Linked DNA regions of Homo sapiens: regions 1, 2 and 3 are each linked to region 4. The links are chromatin loops, found by intact Hi-C in ENCODE. Cell type or tissue: dorsolateral prefrontal cortex. All regions are shown on one strand. Region 1 overlaps NCAM1 (neural cell adhesion molecule 1). Region 2 overlaps NCAM1 (neural cell adhesion molecule 1). Region 3 overlaps NCAM1 (neural cell adhesion molecule 1). Region 4 overlaps NCAM1 (neural cell adhesion molecule 1).

Region 1 (5,000 bases), 72 kb after region 4:
TGGGCTGGAGCTAATGATTTATACTTTACTAGTTCTGTTTTTTACTAACTTAATTCAGTAAATAAAGATCTGAGTCTGTGACCATCCCATAGGACACTTGTAACCCAATAGCTTCTTCCTTCTAAAGGTGACCCCAGACTCTGAGAATGATTTTGGGAACTACAACTGTACTGCAGTGAACCGCATTGGGCAGGAGTCCTTGGAATTCATCCTTGTTCAAGCAGGTGAGTGTCCCTTACTCACCTGAGAGCAGCTGCCACAACCCCCCACCTAACCCTGCCAGCCCAATTTGTGTACTTGAGTGATTCCAGGATATTGGGAAGAAGAAAGGGCCAGGGTCAGCAAAGCCAGAGAGTTGGGAAGCTGGGAGCCATTGGATCAGCGCATGGGGCATGTTGGGGGAGAAGCATCTGGTGAGATGGGCCAGGAGGACAGGATACAGTGACAGGATTCCCAAGAGTGAGCAGAAATGACAGAGATGTGCCTTGTGACTGAGAGTTAATGGTCTTGGGCCAAACTGGGCTCACCTGAGTCTCCATATGTGTCTTCCCCACAGACACCCCCTCTTCACCATCCATCGACCAGGTGGAGCCATACTCCAGCACAGCCCAGGTGCAGTTTGATGAACCAGAGGCCACAGGTGGGGTGCCCATCCTCAAATACAAAGCTGAGTGGAGAGCAGTTGGTGAAGAAGTATGGCATTCCAAGTGGTATGATGCCAAGGAAGGTGAGTTGGGCGAGTTGGTGTTTCCATTGGGATCATGAGTGCCTCAGTACTCAGATGTCCCCACCTGCCATCCTGGGCATGTTCCTACAGAATCAGGAACTGCACCTCCAGAATTAGGTCAAAGTCATATCTGCCTGTAGAGTTGTTGCCCCTATTGCCACCCCAACCCATGCTCTGTGCTTCAGAGCCTGGTTCTCATGACCCTTCCAGTATGGATGAAGGCATCTGTACCACATTCCAGGCAGGAACCTTGTGTAGGTTCTGAGCGCAGCCAGATGAGTCCAGCCCATAGGTTCTGAGCATGGCCAGATGAGTCTAATCCATCCTACTCTGCACGTTTGAGTTACCTGTGCTGCAGGTTCTCTGCCGACACCCGGCCAGTCCTGCTTGGATATCTGTACTCAGGGACTGGCTGTCTTGTAATTGTGATAGTAACCAAATAAGCACAGCCAGCAGGACAAGTCTGCCCTTAAATCAGTCCTGTGCTAGCTTTCCAAGCTAAAGATTAAAAGACTGACCCTTGGATTACTGCAGTGTGAAGATTCTGAGCCCAGATCATCTGAGGATAATGTGTGCTTATGTTGGACTCCCCTTTTTGGGTTTAATTGGAATAACTCAGTGAAGTATGTTTTGTTTCTGTACAAATTTTTAATCCTGGTCTCGTATGTGGTAATTCGAGTGGAATTGGAAGTAGGCTGGGATATCAGTATCACAGCCATTCAGAGACATAGTCCAGTGCAGTTTCACTCAGAATTAGTTCTGCCAGAAAGTTTCCATCACTTCTTCAGCTTCTCGGGGGAGCCAGGGGGCCGAGAGGAGCTGCTGGGTAATCAGGATTGGAGCCAGAAGAAAGCAATCACTTTGCCTTCCTAACTTCCCTCTGAAATCTCATACCAATTTTGTGGCAGGTTGATCTCATGTCACTATCTGTCCACCCGACTTTTTTTTTTTTTTAAAGATCAATTCTAGTTATTTTTATTATAAAATATACATAACATACATTTTACGTTCCATCATTTTTAAGTGTAAAATTCAGTGGCATTAAGTTGTAACCATCACCACCATCCATCTCCAGAACTTTTTATCATCCCAAACTGAAACTCTGTACCCATTAAACACTAGCTCTTCATTCACTACCTCCTCCCAGCCCCTGGCAACCACCATGCTTTCTGTCTCTATGTAGTTGGCTATTCTAAGTACCTCACATAAGTGGACTCATATGGCATTTGTCCTTTTGTGGCTAGCTTATTTTATTTCACTTAGCATAATATCTTCAAGGTTCATCCATGTTGTAGCATGTGTCAGAATTTCCTTCCTGTTTAAGGTGGAATAACATTCCATTGTATGTCTATGCCACATTTCATGTATCCATTCATCAGTCAGTGGTCATTTGGGTTGCCTTTCGGCTATTGTGAATGATGCTGCTGTGAACATGGGTAGCCCAGGTATCTGTATCTGTTTGGTCTGCCATCTGTATCTGTCATTTGGGTCTGCCTTTCGGCTATTGTGAATGATACTGCTGTGAACATGGACAGCCAGGTATCTGTATCTGTTTGGTCCCGACTTTCAATTCTATGCATATGCCCAGAAATAGAATTGCTGGACCAAATGATAAATCTACAGTTAATTTTTTCAGGACCCTCCCTACTGTTTTTCAGAGCGGCTGCACCATTTTAACAATAGACTCTTTTGTCATCCTTCCCATATTATAACAGCCAGCATGGAGGGCATCGTCACCATCGTGGGCCTGAAGCCCGAAACAACGTACGCCGTAAGGCTGGCGGCGCTCAATGGCAAAGGGCTGGGTGAGATCAGCGCGGCCTCCGAGTTCAAGACGCAGCCAGTCCGTAAGTAAAGCCAGCTGCCCCCCTTTTCCCAGCCCACCTTCTTCTCCCTGGGGGCAGTGGGGAACCCTGAGCTGGCCCATGTCATTGTTCAGACCACAGCTTTTTGTCTTTCAGATCCCTCTGCTCCTGGAGGCCCCACCTCCTAGTTCTCTGGTTCTCAGTGACAGCTAACACACAGTCCCTTCATTCTCTCTTTCTCCAAGGGGTTGGGGACACTGTCCTAGTAGCCGGTCCAGCTTGTTAGAATAACAGTGAAGGGGAAGGCACCAACACATTATTAAAGGAAGTGGGGAGAAAACCAGGAGTGAGTTGTCAAAGGATCTGGGAAAGTTGCTTTTCGACAGGCCACAGAAGCCCTAAGCACCCTGTGACTTGCAGGAAGAGGGTAAAGATGGTGACAGTTCACATAATGCATTGCGGGATCTTTGATGCAGCAGAGATATTAAGTCAGAGACAAATGGAAACTGCTATAGAATATGTGAGCAGCAGCAGAAACCCAGCAAAGCCAAGGGGAAGAGGTAGCCCTGGCCTTGGCCTTTTCTGCTCCTCTCCCTCCCATAGCAAGAGCATTCCTCACGGCCTCTTTCAAGAGAATTGCTTCCCCCTGATTCCACTCAGGGATGTATCTCTAGGTTTTCCTCGGCCATTCCCTCTTTCTTTTAACTACGCCTATCCCACTTTGCCCTCCCTTCCCACCAGCAGCCAGGCTGTGGGCAAGCCCTGCTCCTGTCATACCCCTTTGCAGACAGAGATACTACCCTGGGAAGCTCCTGAGTCCACCCAGCTAAAGAAGATACCGTAGAACTAAATTTCTGAGTGTTCACAGAGTTCCCTGGGCTCTCTGACCCCTGGATTTAAAATGCACCTGGGAGAATCCTTTGCTTCCTTCTTTTTGAAGCCAGGGGCCTGCAAAGGGACCCACTGCCCTTACCTCTTCCCAGAAATAGGAAAGCCTGTCTCATCTTCCTTCTACAGGAGTGGCTTCTTTCTCTGGATTTGAAGTAATTTGATAATTTGAGTTTCCAGCTCCATGTGCTCTGCGGATTCTATTCATTTCTTTTACATCTTATTTTTTTTTTCTTGGGTCTGTCTCTTGTTTTTTCTTTTCGTCTGTGTTCCATCCATGGGAAATGCAGATAGCCCTCCTCCACGTAAGTGCCTCTTCATACCTCATTACCTGTTTCCATAGCGTTAACATCTGCTAGTTCTAGTTCGTAATTTAGTTCTGGTCCCTTTTTTGTCCCCTAGAGGCTGAAGTAGATGATATTGTCTGGGCCCTAACCACACTGACCTTAGTCTAGTTGTGCTGTTGTTAACGTCTGTAGGTTACTCCAAGAGGCTAACACTCTTCCTGTTTTAGAGCATGCAACTTCTGTGTCTTTGGAAATTGTGCTTATTTATTAATTTTTGTGTGTGATGATTACCCCACGGCAAAGATGGTGTTTGCTGAGCCAAGCATGGTGGAAGTCTGCAGATGGGCCCTGAATAACACGCTATAGCCCCGCCTCACCTTCAGCCAGGATGCCGGGAAAGTGACCACAGCCCCACCAGGCCACTATTCAAAACACCTTGAAAGGAAAAAGAACCTGAAAGGATTTTCATATTTGCTTTTAGGAGATAAAGGAATTGAGCTCAGTTGCTTCCTTGCTTCTTGTCTGTCAGCTTGGTAGCTGGAGGGGAATAGGAGGACTGGCCAGGGAGGCTCCTGCAGCAGCTGCCATAGTCAAAACGTAGCATGAACTTTGGTTCCGAGCCATGGGCATGTCCCACAGGTAGCTGTTGCAGAGTTAAATCTCTAGTTCCGGTCAGCTCTGTTCTTTAGCATGTAGTTACTTGCAGTGTGCATCTCCTCGTTTGGGGAAGACTAACCAGCTAATGTAGGAACTCTTCTGCCATGCATGCTAGGGAAGGGGAGATTCCCCACTGGAAGGACACCCTTCATCATGTAAGCTGTACATAGAGGACACAGGGAACAAGGGTAACAGAGAGATGAACTGTGGTTTGACCCCATTAGCCTGCAGAAATGCCCCTAAACTTCCCTTCTCCTGAGATTTGGTTCTTCCTAGGCTGAACCAGAATAGCGGAGGGAGGTGTTACCCAGGCAGACACAGAAAAAAAGGTATTCAGGAAGCTGTACAGTCTTTTCATAAAAAGGCTCCCAGCTCCTGAAAGGTACCCAAGGAAGCTTATCTTTTTAACATTATTCAGAAATATTGCAGCAACAGCAAAAACTAAGTAGCTACATGTAGGTATTCTGAGATTTTGAGCAAGTGCCAAATGTCCTACCTCAGCAGAGTTGGTGCCGGGATGAACCAGCTCTCGAAGGCATCAGAGTTGGGGGATGGAGCCTTCAGGCCGGACTGACAGGTACCTGCTCTGGGCCTGCAGCTATGCCCTAAGCAAGTTCGAGAGGAGCCACTCTGGGC
Region 2 (5,000 bases), 180 kb before region 4:
TAGACCACGTTCAAAAAGTTTTTTGTTTATACTTGTAATATTTATGCCTGTGGAATGACACAAAAGACAATCTTGAAATGTCAGAAAATGATAAATAAGAGTTATTTGTTATTTTCTCAGCATTTTTTTCCTTTTGTGTGTGTAAGTGAAAGTTACTCATCACGTTTAAAATTTAAAATTTTCATCAAAGAAAACCATCTGTCATAATGAAGTAAAAAAGGGACATTATGTGATTTTCTTTGAAGATAAGGGATTGAAAGTGAGTCAGTTAACTGCCCTAGGTTACCATTTGAGGTCATTTTGAACTAAATTGGCTTTGGAATCAGAATTTAAATTACCAGTCAGACTCAATTAAGATAACTGGTCATGAAGGCAGTTCATTCGCCTGCCTTCCTTCTTATAAAAAGAATATTTTTATTATTTGTATTCCTTTATAGCCAAGTTAGACATATGCATTATTTTTGAGAATATAAACATTTCACACAATAATTGATTTAGGCATTTAAGGGTAGTTTTGTATCTAAATAGGAAACCAGAAAAATCATTCACTATTTTGTGTTCTAGTGATATTCACAGTAGATACTTTTGAAGTCACTGGGAGGTAAATCAATATATTACTGAGTTATATTTTTGCTGCCCTGTGCAATATTAAGAGAATAGCTTTCACAAACAAACCCCAGTTAAAGTTATTTAGTCACAATAATAAAAGTACAATTGGACATATTTTAAGAAAACATAAATTATAAATATGTGCAGTTATTTTAACAATTTATGAATGTATTTCTAAATACTAAACTTTTTGTTTGTGATAAGTGAGTATAAAAATATATATACAATTATATACTCTTAACTTGCTCAACATGAGAGATTTAAAATGATGAGTTCCACTGTGAGTTTAATCTTCACTTTCATCTTTTTATTTATTTATAGACTGGAACAAATAAATCAATTTTTTAATTATAAATTTTTAGTAATTGAAAATTATTAAATGTACAAAGGAGGAGAACTTTTAGAATTTAGAAGTACAAAGGAGGAAAACAATTTAAACCTACAGATTGATTTGGTGGGATTGGTTGTATGTCTGCGGCTGTCTGGAGAATCCAGGTGCTTAAGTGCCTTGGACTAGCTGGACACTGAAACTTCACAGGGAAACAAAAATGTCTGGAATGACTTGTTGATGTTCTTGAAATGATGCTAATATCTATTCTATAAAACCTGAAGGTATGTAGATATTATTGTCTGTTTCGAGTCATGTATCTTGGGATTTGGGACTGTTGGAGAGAAGATCGGTTTGATTTAGACCATGATAGGTATTGATCTATATATATTTTTGAAATATTTTGGCTAAAATGCAATTTGATGTGGTAAGTCTTATCCATATCTAACATTTTATCTTAAAACTATATCTGTAGAAGTTGTTTTTTAAAAAGAACAGAAAAATCGAGTTGCATTTTGGTGTTTAATGCATTGATTTTAAAAAATTATATTCAGAGCAAAATGTTTGAGTTTTCAATGATTTTTTCCTTAAAGCATTAGGTGCAAACGTCAGGTAATTCTATGATTAGAATTGTGTCGTGATACTTTGTGGGTGAAGACAGTCCAAAACCAAAAATGATGAGACAAGTGAAATCTTTATTAAGGAAGGCCTAACAGCTGTATCAGATAAGTTTGCTTTTTCTTGGAAACTTTGGTAAAAAAAAAAAATCACCTGGGAAATAATGTGATTAGAGATGCTTCTTAAATGTGCATATGTGTTTAGTCTGTTCTACAAAGATATTATTTTCTTTGTAGCATTGTTTTATTGAACAAATTTTGTTAAATTTTCTATTAAAATAGTCTTATAGTGATTTAATAACAATTTGGAAAAGTCGCAATCTTTATAAGCATATGTGTAAGTGAGATGGATTACTATTAAAATGCAATTTCTAGTATTATAGCTCTTTTATAATTTGTCTAGCAGATTTTCTGGTTTTCACCACGAAAGAAATGTCATTTCTTAGTCTTCATTTGGAATTTATAAAAAATTTTAAAAATCACCACATTTTCCAAAAGTTTATGCCAGAAAATCATTCACTATTTAAAAATGAAGTGCAATTTCTTAATAGAAAAGTATAGATTGAGTCTTGTCCCATATAAATGAGTTTCCTAGATTTGGAAAAAAATTAATACATTGGAATCAATAGTTGACCACAGATTTAAATATGATACAAAAGGTTTAAAAATCTAAATTGTCATTGTTTACAAAATACTGGCAAATTAGAGCTACAGCGCTTGGTGTTATTGTGTAATCTTCTGTTTAAAAATAAACAGTGGAAATAATTGTAGAAACCTCTGGGCTTAGAAAGGCTTGTTGGTGGTTCTTCACATCCTACTAAAAAAGCAGGCTGTCTTTGCATATTAATCACTCTGTGAAAGGAAGCTTGCCTTATTTGCATTGTGCATGCACTAAGAAGTCCAATAGTGTGCCTGAGAAAAAAATGGGGGGATTGTAATTGTTGTTCTCAAAAGGGTTTTTATTCCATTCAAGTGGAAAAGCTGAATACTGGAGAATTAGTGCAGTGTTTTGTGGAAGAAGAGTCCCTTTTGGCCACTGCATTGCATGTGGTGCAATCCCAGTGTGTAAGGATCCTGAACGTTGGGGTGAAGAGGAAAGTGACTCATCTTTCTATGATGCAATAGTCTATGTTCTTGTACATCTCTATAATTTTGTAAGCATTTTCTCCTTGTTATGTATCCGAAAAGAGGTAGAATGAAATTCTGAGAATATATGCCATATTGGAAATCTCAGGAGAGTTAAACATGAACCAAAAAATCTAAATTGGTGTTTAGGTTTTGGGAGTGGGGTGAGATGAGGACACACAACATAAAATTAAGCAAATTGTATTTAAGTGTTATTGTTTTTAGAAAATACGTGATTCGGTTAATGCCTGGAAGATATTTGTCCACCAAATTGATTTTAAATGATATTTTTGACATTATTTTAGTAATAATGGCATGTTTTTTTCTTCATTGTATTTTAAGACTCAGTGGTTGAATGTAAACATTGAGAATAAAGAGAAGAAATGTTCTTAATATTAGTGAGGCTTTCTTTTAATAAGACTGTGTAAGATGAGCTACTTATAATGTTTCTCTTCTATGGTAAAACACTCTTCATGAAAGCTTTTCCTGATCTCCTAGTTCTAGCTGGCAACAGCCACATTAGCCAGTACAGTTTCCAAAACCTCAAAATGTACATTAATTATTTTGGAGGTCTGTTACTTTGGACTGGTTTAATATACTTTACATATTTTTAGCATCTTTTGAAAAATTCTGCACAGATTATGGCATTTCCAAGTAGATTTGAATTTCACAAGGGGGAAAATACGCCATTGTCTGTGTTCACATATTTTGACAAAATGATTGTGTATAATCATGGAGACAAAGCTTATTGTTTTAAATGATTTTGTTAAATACTAGAAAGTAGTTCACTGAGTTAAAAGGTTTCATACAGGTTTCCTAAAAACCATTTGGCTTAGATATATTTAACTATCTGTGAAACTACTTGTTATTATCCTCTTTACTATTGTATGGGTTTGGTTGGATTTTGTCTGTTGAACACAGATCCTCTGATTTTATTTCGATTTTATTTGAATTGCTTTCTGTAATATTCAACTACATGGAAATTGTGTTTAATTTGGGCTTATGTAGAGTGGTCCATAGACTTTGAGTGTGTGTTTGGGTTGCTGTTCTGAAGAACAGAAGTAGCCAAGAAGTAGTCTGAAAAAGTAGGACCATAAAAAATTAGACTGGTAGAACAAAAAAGAAAAAAAAACAAACAAAAAAAACCTGTAATTTTTACCATTCAAAAGTCCTTATATAGGTTTCATAATAAATTTTTTTCCAAAATATTACTGATGTACTTCTCCAAATGTTTATTATAGACATGTCAAAAGACAAAATTATGACAAATTTAGTTATAAATCAAATTGTCTTTTATTTGTGATTCATAAATTGGGGCAGCCTCCATTCAACAAAATAGAATGAGAGCTCCCACTGAGCAATGGCAGAACAGTGGGTTTGGAAAGTGGGAACAAGGAAACAACTATAGAAAAAAAGAAACTGGTTAACATCAGGTTACTTCCGGTGACTCTTTTGCAAGTTAAAGCAGAGGAGACTTCTTTATTGCACTGACTCAGGTCGACTGGAATCTCCTGTTTTCAGGAAAACCCAATCTGTTTTGGGATCTATCTGCTTCTTTAACGTTTCAGTTTGATTATATGGCATTTAGCTTGAGTGACTCCATTTTGGTTTGGTCTGGTCTCTTGGGGTTGGGTGCAGAAGCTCAGTCTAAAACAATGGGCTCCCATAATTTTTGTTTAACGGACATAATTTTTAGAATGTATACTTCATTTAAATTTGAACCTTTTTATAAAAATCTGAAATGCATAACACATTTTTAGAATTGTGTAGACTTCATAAGTATGCAAAACAAAAACAGCTGGTATCAAGCACCACTTGATCACCTTTAAATTCAGAAAACACACTTGACAAAATGCGACACCCCTTCAGGATGAAAACACTCATTAAATAAGGAATAGAAAGTACTTCCTTGACCTGATAAAGGGCATCTATGAAAAATCCAGAGCTAACATACACAAATGGGCCATAAGGACAAATGGCCAAAAGATGTCAACATCATTAGCCATCAGGGGAAATGTAAATCAAAGCCACAGTGAGATACCACTTCACACCCGCTAGGATGGCTAGAATCAAAAAGACAGGTAACAGCAAGTATTAATAATGTTGTGGAAAAATTGGAACCCTCAAACACTGCTGATGGGAATGGAAATGGTGCAGCCTCTTTGGAAAACAAGTCTGGCAGTTCTTAAACAGAGTTACCATGTGAACCAGCAGCTCTGCCCTTCCAAGAGAAGTAAAAACATATGTCAGTATAAAAACATGTACACTAATGTTCATGGAACATTATTAATAACAGTCAAAAAATGGAAAAAACCTAAATT
Region 3 (5,000 bases), 110 kb after region 4:
AACAGTTCCAAGAGTCTGACCATCTTCTGGGAGTCTTGGGGGTGAAAAGGGCATTTCTGCTGCACCAGGGTCTCATGGCACAAGGACTCAGGCCCATCTGGATATTTATAAAATGTGAGACCCATGTTCCTATATTAAGGCATACAAAAATAGGCATCTGTGGGTCTCATTCTTGGAGCAAGCCAGTTCCCTCTTTAGTGCCAACCCCTCCCAAGCCAGGAATCACAGAAGATGGACAGCTCCACCTTCATAATCTCCCTGTCCTGGGCAGCTCTGACCTCGAGGTTATGGGGAAACTCTTCCCCAGAAGCCTTCTTTGCATCCAAGGTGCACAGGTGAGTTAGTCAAGGGAGGGCTGAGGGAAGACCATAGCAAAGACAGACCCATGGAGGTTTATATTTTTCCTTTTATGAAATATTACACAAGAGGCAGGAGATGGCCTTTGTTCTTCTAGTTATCTTGGACTAAACAATTCTGTGATAGCCACTGAGAGGGAATGGGTGTTGGCTTTCGCCTTCAATACCCTGCTGCCCATTTCACAGCCTGTCCCTTCTTCACAGCCTCTTTTTTGTAAAAGCCACAAACATTCTCTTCCTAGCTTAAAGAGCATCTCACCTGCTTGAGGAGTTTAGACTCAGTGTTGGCATACAGTATGGTCGCTTTTCCTTTGGGGCATACTCTTTGTTTTCTCTTGATCCACTCAATACCTTAGGTCAAGTTTGTTTTCAGGGTCACTGGGTGAGACAGCACAGTGCACCCTGGGGTGGCAAATCATGGGATCACGTGCTCCTCTTTGTAATGCAGGGGAGGGAAGACCTAGGAGCGTGGTCCTCATAAGAATCACCTGGGCTGCTTGTTCAACTCCTGTTTCCTGAGCCTCATACCCAGTGATTCAGATCCCATAAAAGTGGGGAGCCCCAGATTCTGAATTGTTAACAAACACCCTAGGAATTTGCTACAGGTGGAGATATATTGAGTTTAAAGGTATTTGTCATGCAAAAATAAAATCACAAGGATCAGTGATTAAATATGGGACCTACCGAGCATTTTGGTCTTCCAGGAAAAAGTCTTTCTCAGTCCACACTCTGGAGACTGGCATTAGGGAACCTGTACCGTGTGCCAGGCAGTGTAGAATGTATGACTTGGAATGACAGGCTCTTGTGGTTGAAGAGACACTCTCCACCCATGCTCCTGCCCAGTGTGGGAGCCTCATCCACAGCCTTACAGCGTCCCTGCCAAGGGGTCTTCTGGCCTCTGCTCGAGTGCCTTCAGCATCAAGGAACTCACCTCTCAGAGCAGCCCACACTATGTTGGATTCGCCCTGTTTATTAGTCCTTTCTCAGATGGAGCTAAAATCTGCCACCACCATAATTTCCACACATTGGTGCCATATACAGTAAGACTACTTCTTCCTTCTGGTTATAACACCTTTAAATATTTGGAAATAGTATTCTCGTCTCCAGACTAAACACTCATCCATTTGTGCAACAAGTATTCTTTGAACATTTTCTGTGAATCAGGATTGTCCTAGATGCTGGGGAGATACAAGAGAGACAGGCAGGGTACCTGCTGGGATGTCCTAGGGGGGATGGCTAGATCATAAGCATGTAAATGAACAGAAAGTGGCAGATAGTAGTTAGAAGAGAATAAAACAGGCTAGCAGCATGGTAGGTATTGGCTGGAGGTGCCACACTAGATAAGAGATCAGATAAGGCTTCTCTGAGAAGGTGACACTGGGACTGAGGCCTGCAGGACAACAGAGAGCCACCCTGGAGGGAGTGTTCCAGGCACAGAATCATCAAGGCCCTAAAGCGGGTTGAGCTGGATGTGTTCAGCAGGCAGAAGGGAGGCTGCCGGTTCACGCCATGAGGCCCAACAGAGGAGTGGGCAGAGTCTGCAGCAGATGGTGGGCCTTTTAGGCCGGGAGAAAGACTTTGAATTTTATATTCAAATGAAAGGGGAGGCCGCTGCCCTACTTGTTTATGCCACAGTTCAGAAGCCTTTTCCCTGCCTGGCCCTCCCCTGGATGTGCGCAGTGCCAGTGCCGCCCTCCAGCTGGGTCTGATGAGCACAGAGCAGTTGTCCCAGCTGCTGTCCTCTCAAGCACATAGAGCAGCTTTGCAGGAGTTTATTTTTCCTCTTTAGAGATATGATTAGTTTCACAAAATCATATTTACACATAAACCTCAGAAGATATAATTAGTGCCATTGAGTCCAAAAATCCAGACATATTCCCCACTGTCATCAAAAAAATACTTTCAGATCTTTCTTCAGGGAGTAGGCACTTTACACCTATCGGGTACTGATGTCCGGAAGCTGCAGTGGCCTGGAGCCCTGTGTCATGGAATGGAGAGAAAACCCAAGGCTAAAGTTTCTTCCCTGTTCAGGGAAACAGCTATGGGATCCTGAAGACCAAGAAGGCCTGTGTCTCCTTTGCTTTTTGGGTGGAATGTGTGAGGACTCTGGGGAAGTGGATGGTTTTGTTCTTATGAGACTAACCAGAAATACCTCTGCATTCATGGCTGCTAAGAAAATGACCCATTCTAGCTGACGGCTAAGGCCAGTGGCCAGCTTCCTGCTGCCAAAGCCCAGAGACAGGTGTCCAGAGCTGGGTTCTCCAAGCAGAGTTCTTCGCCATCTCAAGCCTTCCTGGGGGAATGCGCTAGGATCTTCAGTGCGAGGTCAGCAGGGACCAGCCAGAGAGCCTGAGGAGGAAGGGCTGGGAGGCAAGCCAAGGTCCCAAAGGGACTAAAAACATGTACGAGCTGCACCCAGGGGTCTCAGGAGTCATTTGTGAGGGATCCTCTCTGGCATGCTAGGCTGATGGCCCATTCCCCAAACTGAAGTTTGAAATATGGACCAGTGGAGAGGGACAGCCACCAGAGAAGCACTAGAGTGCCTGGACAGAGACCCCTGGGGCACACAGAGCCATCAATACCACCACCCTCCCGCAAATACAGGCTGCATGAAAAACAAAAAATGTGTGGCCCAGCTCTGGTGCTGGTTACTCAGTTACATGTTCCCTCCACTATCTATCTGGCATGTTACATGGCTCGCAAGCTGCTGAGCCTGGCCTGGTGCTTGGCAAAGCCTAGCGAGCTGGGTTGGGAGTGGGGTGGCTGGTGGGGTGAGCCCCAGGTAGTGCTGGCTACAGTTCCCATCTTCAGTCTGCAGTCCTGGGTGGCTTCAGTTGGCCCTGAGAGCACAGGAAGCTTTAGACATAGTCTACTGGTGGGGCAGGGCTGCCAGTTATGGAAGCAGGTTGTTCTGGAGGAAAGATGAATTAGAAGTGCCCATATTTCAGTCGAGGGTGATTGTTCCCACATCGACTTAATGGCAGAGCTCCACATGGGTCCTTGCTTCCTGCATCATGACCACTGTCTCCCAGACACTGATGGGAACCACCAAGAGGTCAATTGGTCCATCCCAGGCAACTAGTGTCAATCGTAACCATGGGTTGATCTCCCAGGGGCCCCAGAGAGCTGAGTCCAGGTCTCTCTGTGAAACCATCAATAGCCAAAGACCCTGGGGGGATTGCAGATGGGCACCAGGGAAGTAAGACACAGGCTGAGTCTTTCACAGTGAGTCCAGCCAGAACCAGGGTGCCAGGTGCTAGAATGTGAGAGTGCATGCCTGTCTGCATGGGCATTTATCCTGCGTGTGAGTGTGCCTGTGTGTGTGTGCACCTCTGAGTGAGTCTGCACTCACTTCAGGTTTTCCTGAAGTCTGGTCCAAGCAGGCCTGAGCTCCTAGATGGTGAGTATTCCCAGACCTTTCACCTTGCCCATGGCCTGGGGAGGCCTCCATGTCTCTGGAGTCACCCAGGCTTCACTTGTCTTCCTGGGGTGCAGTGAGGAGGGTAAACTATGAACCCAGTGTGCTCTAATGCAGGGCTCCTTTGGGGTCATTCCTAAAGAGGGAAAGAGGAAGTGGAGAAGTATAATGGGGATGCTATTGTGATGGACAACCCAACAAGCCCCAAGAAAGCCCCAGGAACCCTCCACCACCCCATTTTGGGCCCCTATCCCTGAGCACTTGAGGAGCCACAGCCCCGCCTGAAATCAGTGATCACTGCCTGCCTGTGCTGCAAAGCCTTTTGCCCTGGTCCAGGGGAAACACAGCAGCGCCCTCCAACTGCCTCATTATCCGGTGTTCTCAGACAGGCGGGGCTCAGTCTGCTCCCAGGACTCACGGGAGGCCAGCTGACCAGGCTCACCCCTGTTCCCCAATCTGTGAGATGATGTTGTCATCCCTCCCTCTGGAAGGTATAGAAAGACCCTGTTTTCTCAATTCTGGGGCATAGAAGGTCCCCAGGAAGGTGTCACTCTGGGCATGAATGCCATGACTCTGTCCTCTGGGCCCTCCCCACCCGCAGGGGCTTTTGCTGGCAGGGTCTGGAGGTCTCGCATCTCAGTCTGTTAACCACCAGCCATCTCTCTCCCACTCAAGCCAACGGCAGCCCCACCTCAGGCCTGAGCACCGGGGCCATCGTGGGCATCCTCATCGTCATCTTCGTCCTGCTCCTGGTGGTTGTGGACATCACCTGCTACTTCCTGAACAAGTGTGGCCTGTTCATGTGCATTGCGGTCAACCTGTGTGGAAAAGCCGGGCCCGGGGCCAAGGGCAAGGACATGGAGGAGGGCAAGGCCGCCTTCTCGTGAGTGCAGACCTGTCCACCTTGCTGAGGTTTGGGCTCTGCTCCAGCCCAGGGACCCAGCAGCTGCACCACCCTGCGCCATCAGCTGGTGCCTTTCCTTTCATTGCACGTTCTCCATTTGGAACCCTGATGGGGGAAAAACATTAGAGAAAAGTTTCTCAAAGCATGGTCTTTGGGGGTTACCTGTTTGAAATGTAGACTCTTGAGCCCAATCCCAGATCTCTTGTATTAGAATCTCCCCAGAGTGTGAAAATCCCTGTGTAGGTCAAAATGAGGGAAATTGTCAGAACTAAACCTGGGGAGGAGCTGCCATGGGGTAGGGCAGCATTAGAGGGACACACTT
Region 4 (5,000 bases):
TTCAGAGAATGAGATTGTACCTCCTCTTTAGTTCTGCTTCGCTCCAGGTTACCAACTGCCCCAGTTTCCATGGGACTGTTCTAATAGCAAGACATGAAGTCCGAGGGCCCCTTTTATGTTGCCCAATTTTCCTGGCACTGGTACAAAATCCCAAATCATGTGCAGTGGGAGTGAACTTGGAACTGCAGAGTTTTGCAGGGATTATGAAAGAATCAGACACAACCCATGTTACTGATCTTCAATAAAGAGAAACTCCAGAGCATTTCTTCCCCTGAACTGATTTTACTTTTTGTCAACAGCAGCCAATACAAAGCCTCAAACCCACTTGGCATTCGGCACTTTTGCATCAGAAACTGCCTGTGTTATTGTGCCAGTGGTTGCCCTAGGTGTTCATCATGAGCACTTAAAATGATTGCTTTTGCAGTTGCAGATGGCTGTACCGGTTCCAAACAAAGAGGGTCACTGAGGGCTCTGCTTATAGAGTGCAGTTTCTGGAAGGAATTCACCACAGATTGTACAATGAAGCCCAAGCTCGCTGGACTCTGCTGGCCCAGGGAATTTTTACAAGGTTAAGTCAGCCATAAATTCTGTCTGGGCCTTGTCTGTTCCCTGATAGTTCCTCTAGGGCTTTTTCGAGAGTTTAAATTAAACTATCTTCTTGTCCATTGAGATGCACAACTCCCACTCCCTATGGATGTGTTTGTGCAAGCTCCGTCACAAGAATACGTGGGAAGTTGGGTTCTGTCTTCACTGCCATCTCACAAGAGAAGAGAGTTGAGGGACAGTACTGAATTACACATGATCGTGATCTACACAGACCATCCGTTTTAGAAAAAAATTGAAAATCTCTGCCACCTAGGAGAAAAGAGAGTAGGGAATCAAAAGAGCCCCCCAAGAGATGATTACTTTCATCTTATAAAATGAAAATTATAAACTACAGGGAGTTTCTTTGTAGATTAAAAAAATCTTATTTCAGAACGTTTTACTTCTTTCTTCAGAACGTTTCATTTCTGCTCCTTACATCTACATAGTATTTTAAAATTGGTGCATGTCATACCTTGGACTTGGAATTCTTTTCTTTTTTTTCTTGTTATTGCCAAACCCTGTGCCCCCGAAAGAGTTCCAGGTGTTCATAAGAGGCTGCTGGAGTGTATTCTTCCTGTCAAATGTGCAATTACTGAGTTATCAAAAATACATGGGCTCCCTTATCCTGATTCTGTTCTCATTTTTGGACAGTTTATTCCTGAGACTGATCAATCTTGTAATCAGGTTAAACCTCTTATAAAAAACATTTAGTGCTTTTATCATAGATAAACCACATAAAATCCCCCTGCCTGTTGAGTATGGTCAGTATGTCATGCTAGTAAAGAAAGTCACCTTGTTTCCTCTTAAGCATGAGGATGTAGTAAAAGAAACTCTTGTTGATTTGGCTTCCCGCCCACCCCCTTTGCCCATCATTCAGCAGAACCTGGAGTGTGTAGGTTTCTAGTGGCTTGCAGCAGAACTGAGGGAGAAGAGAAGGTGGAGAAGCACTGTGGTTGAGCTCCATAGAGTAGGCTGGGCTTCTGCAGAGCCTTCTATGCCAGGGAGCAGCTGGTCATTTTTGTCCATCCCCTGAACTGATTTTTTTTCCCCTGAAACCTTGGCTTGGATCGCTTCCTGCAAACAACGTGAAATCTTGCATGTGTGCCAGGTGAACTGCTGTTCGAGATATTTTCAGAATTCAAGGGTGTTATGCTAGGAAGTCAGGATCATTTAAGTAAAACAAACAAACAAGCAATTATGGGGTTTTATTTCTGTATAATCTGTAATTTTGAGTTGTAGTTCCTTGGGGGGAGGAGCAGCCTGAGATGGTTATGGTGTGTTACCAGGCAATTGCTACAGGAACAAGGCCAGGGGCCTACTGTAATTTAGCCTTTGCAAACAAAGCTAAAAATATCAAAACATGATATTATAGCAACCCCTTTGTCTTTTTGGTTTCCAGTCATTAGAAGCATGTTTTTTGTCTTGTCATTTATTTGTTTAAAAAAATGAAAAAAAAATCCCATCTCAGGCTCCAGGTGCCTGCTGCAGTGTAGGAGCAGGGCCCTGTGCATAATGAAGCTGCCCTTGCTGGCTGCTAACATAGAAGTCAGGAGACCAAGGCGCCTGCTGTTATCTTAGAGATTGTTTTTGCAGTGCTTGCTTCTGGCCTAATAACTACTGGAGGTGAAAATGGAAGAATCCATTTTTCTTTTCTAAATTACATGGAAAGCCAGCCCATGATGTCACTCTTCTAGAACAAATAACATTTAAAAAAATTGTTTTAATGGATTTTTGAGATAAATATGAATTGCTGTGGAGGGATAGCAGTGATGTAATGGAAAAAGAAAAAAATGAATGTGGGACTGTCTAAATGTTTGTCTCCACCAGGAATGTTATTGGATTCTGCCCTGTTTGTTCTTCCTTTGTTAGTTACGGTCACGGGGCATATTCTCAGTGGGCAGACCACAAGACACAGGCAGTGGAGACGCGATCTCATTAACGATTCAACACGCCACCCTAGTGGCCACCCGAGCACATATTCCGCATGGAAATTCGAAATGGACGTTCAGTTCATTGCTTTGGCTCTCTGGGAAAGAGGCTCTCAGCTTGGGTTGCATGGGAAAATCACCTGGACTCTTAACAATTACTAACGCCCTCTCCATCCCTTCACACTCAAATTCCCCTAGTCACAGGTAGGGCTCAGACTTAAGTATTTTTCAAGCTCTCCGTGCAGCCAGGGTGAAGAACCACTGTCTTAGAGGAAAGCAAGTTTGGGCAAATCCAAGTGCAGCCTCATCTGGCAACCTCAAACTCTGCTGACCTCCTTCTGCTCAAGAGAAGATGTCTTCTTGCCCTCCAGAAGAAAGGCAGAGAAGACCTTTGGGAATTGGAGTCAGGGTTGTAATTTTCTTAGGCTGTGGCATATCTTTTTCTGTCTGTAAAATAAATACCGCAAAAGTGCTGAAAAAGTCTGGAAAAAAAACCACCCATGCTGCTGTTTTGCATCAGTATTGGCTCAGCAGCCGGGTCAGCCAGGCAGATTTAATGCCTTTGTTATAATAAGAACCTTTTTCTTCACCCAGGGGAATAGGATGTCACAGTTTTGACCTCTGTGGTTTCGCTATTGACCTGGTCCTCAAAGCCAGAGAGTTCAGAGCTAGGTCTGAGGTTCTGAGGTTCTTCTCCTGGGAATTGTCAAGAGTGTTATGGAAAGCAATTTGTTAGGGATGAGACATCTCTCTGGTGAATGGTAATACTCTGAAAGGAAGAGATGTGTCCAGCCTTGTCTCAGAGAGGCCAGTAGGGAGTGCCCTTTGCTGTCTGCCAAGAGGGAAAACCGTATGTTGAGGAGCGTTCTGCTTGTTGGATAAGAAGTGAACATCTAGAATGGAGTTAAAGAAAAGTTTTGCTCAGACCTGGCTAAGATCGAAAGAAGAAAGTGTCAGGGTTCAACTGCCCTGAAGACGTAAGTGTCCAGGCAGTATGCCCAGTGCTGCGGGTGCCGGGCTGTGCAAATGAGAGCTGGTCTCAACACCCTAGAGTATGCAGTGAAGGGGAGAAGAGAGGGAGTGAGCAAGTATTGGGAGGAATTTCACAAGGGAGGTGCTGGGTGCCATGAGAAGAGACAACTGTAGGACCCTACCCACTGGCATGTTCCCAGATGGCCACTGAATGGGATTGCCGAACACCACATTATCTTGCAAGGTTGGATGGAGCATCCTCCCTCCCCTTGTGCAGATATCACTGCAGGTAGACCAGATGCCTCTGGGTACATGCTCTGCAGTCTGCATTTAGCGCTGTACTCTGAACTAAGGGTGGAGAAGAGGACTCCATGGGGGTACATGCTCTGCAGTCTGCACTTAGCACTGCACTCTGAACTAAGAGTGGAGAAGAGGACTCCATGGTAAGAAACACAAACTGACTTGTTTTCTCCTACAATACCCATACTCACTTCTAATACTTCACTTCTGACATGAGATGTTGGGGCAGGGGCATTCCCACACACCAAGCAATTCTCCAGTGAACACCAACAAGGTGTCCTATAATTTAAATCATTTCTGACACTGTCTACCTGGAGTTAGAGTCAGATCCCACAGGCTAAAGGCTCAGTCCCACGAGACTGCCCTCACATCACATTTCAGTCGCAAGTCCCAGGTTGTGACCTTTGCTTCTGACCCTCCAGCCATTAATCAGGGTTCCCACAACCCCCTCCTTAGGTTCCATGATTGCTAGGATGGCTCACAGAACTCAGGGAAACACATATTTACATTTACTGATTCATGATAAAGGATAAGGATATTACAGAGGATATAGTTGAACAGCCAGATGAAAAGGTACTCAGGGCAAGGTGTGTGGAAAGAGGTTCAGAGCTTCCATGCCTTCTCTGGGTGCACCATCCTCCCAGAACCTTTGCCTGGTCAGCAGCCCAGAAACCCTCTGAACCCTGCACTTCAGAGATTTTTATGGAGGCTTCATCACGTAGGCAGGATCCATTATTAATTCAATCTCCAATCCTTCCACCCTTCTCAAAGGCTGTAGAGCAGGGCTGAATGCTCCAACCTTCTAATCATGATTTGGTCTTCCTGATGACCAACCCCAGCCAGGAGCCCACCGAAAGTCAACTAATTTGAACAAAAGACTCTCCTATATCACCCAGGAAATTCTAAGAGAGTAGGAGCTGTATGTTGGCAACAGGGGTCAAAGACAAAATATATGTTTCTAATTTTGTCACGATATCACAGGGACCCACTGTCTGCTCATTGGCAGCAAGCACCCAGCATGACAATGGAAACGTGTCTGTGGGGAGAACAGAAGTTAGAAAAAGGTGGCTGTGAAGTAGCCTGTGGCATTGTGGAACCCACCTTTCCATTATTCAGGACCCTCCACAAGGTAGAAAGTGACTTAGAAAGTCACTTAGAAAGAAAAGGAAATTTAAGTAAAACCACCCCATCCACTTAGATGAATTTGGAAAAGGC

The links. A loop is a pair of places that touch in the nucleus more often than their neighbours do. Peaks named below come from ENCODE experiments on the same cell type or tissue, not always from the same donor. Only the 100,000 strongest peaks of a DNase experiment are listed, where the experiment ranks them.
Region 1: a loop joins it to region 4, with 2.7 times the contacts of the local background. A loop is called at or near these places in 4 of 110 quality-filtered maps.
Region 2: a loop joins it to region 4, with 8 times the contacts of the local background. A loop is called at or near these places in 2 of 110 quality-filtered maps.
Region 3: a loop joins it to region 4, with 2.0 times the contacts of the local background. A loop is called at or near these places in 3 of 110 quality-filtered maps.

What each region holds. Positions count from the first base shown.
Region 1 is chr11:113,232,591-113,237,590 of GRCh38, forward strand. It overlaps NCAM1 (neural cell adhesion molecule 1), which reads left to right. Exons shown (of 20, transcript NM_181351.5): 12 at 128-224; 13 at 557-727; 14 at 2,443-2,574. Among named protein-coding and RNA genes, the nearest start is that of NCAM1-AS1, 39 kb to the right of the region's middle. In dorsolateral prefrontal cortex, no CTCF peak of the experiment used is centred here; a DNase peak (open chromatin) is centred at 2,501; H3K27ac peaks cover 4,503 bases.
Region 2 is chr11:112,975,427-112,980,426 of GRCh38, forward strand. All of the region lies in intron 1 of NCAM1 (neural cell adhesion molecule 1), which reads left to right. It also overlaps the pseudogene RNU7-187P. Among named protein-coding and RNA genes, the nearest start is that of NCAM1-AS2, 14 kb to the left of the region's middle. In dorsolateral prefrontal cortex, a CTCF peak has its summit at 2,272; no DNase peak of the experiment used is centred here; H3K4me3 peaks cover 1,158 bases; H3K27ac peaks cover 2,509 bases.
Region 3 is chr11:113,265,739-113,270,738 of GRCh38, forward strand. NCAM1 (neural cell adhesion molecule 1) reads left to right here. Exons shown (of 20, transcript NM_181351.5): 18 at 4,450-4,657. It overlaps NCAM1-AS1 (NCAM1 antisense RNA 1), which reads right to left. Exons shown (of 3, transcript NR_034101.1): 2 at 4,466-4,783; 3 at 3,794-3,910. Among named protein-coding and RNA genes, the nearest start is that of NCAM1-AS1, 5.7 kb to the right of the region's middle. In dorsolateral prefrontal cortex, a CTCF peak has its summit at 1,975; a DNase peak (open chromatin) is centred at 2,043; H3K27ac peaks cover 3,785 bases.
Region 4 is chr11:113,160,297-113,165,296 of GRCh38, forward strand. The region is part of intron 1 of NCAM1 (neural cell adhesion molecule 1); the gene reads left to right. Among named protein-coding and RNA genes, the nearest start is that of NCAM1-AS1, 110 kb to the right of the region's middle. In dorsolateral prefrontal cortex, a CTCF peak has its summit at 2,532; a DNase peak (open chromatin) is centred at 2,515; H3K27ac peaks cover 3,954 bases.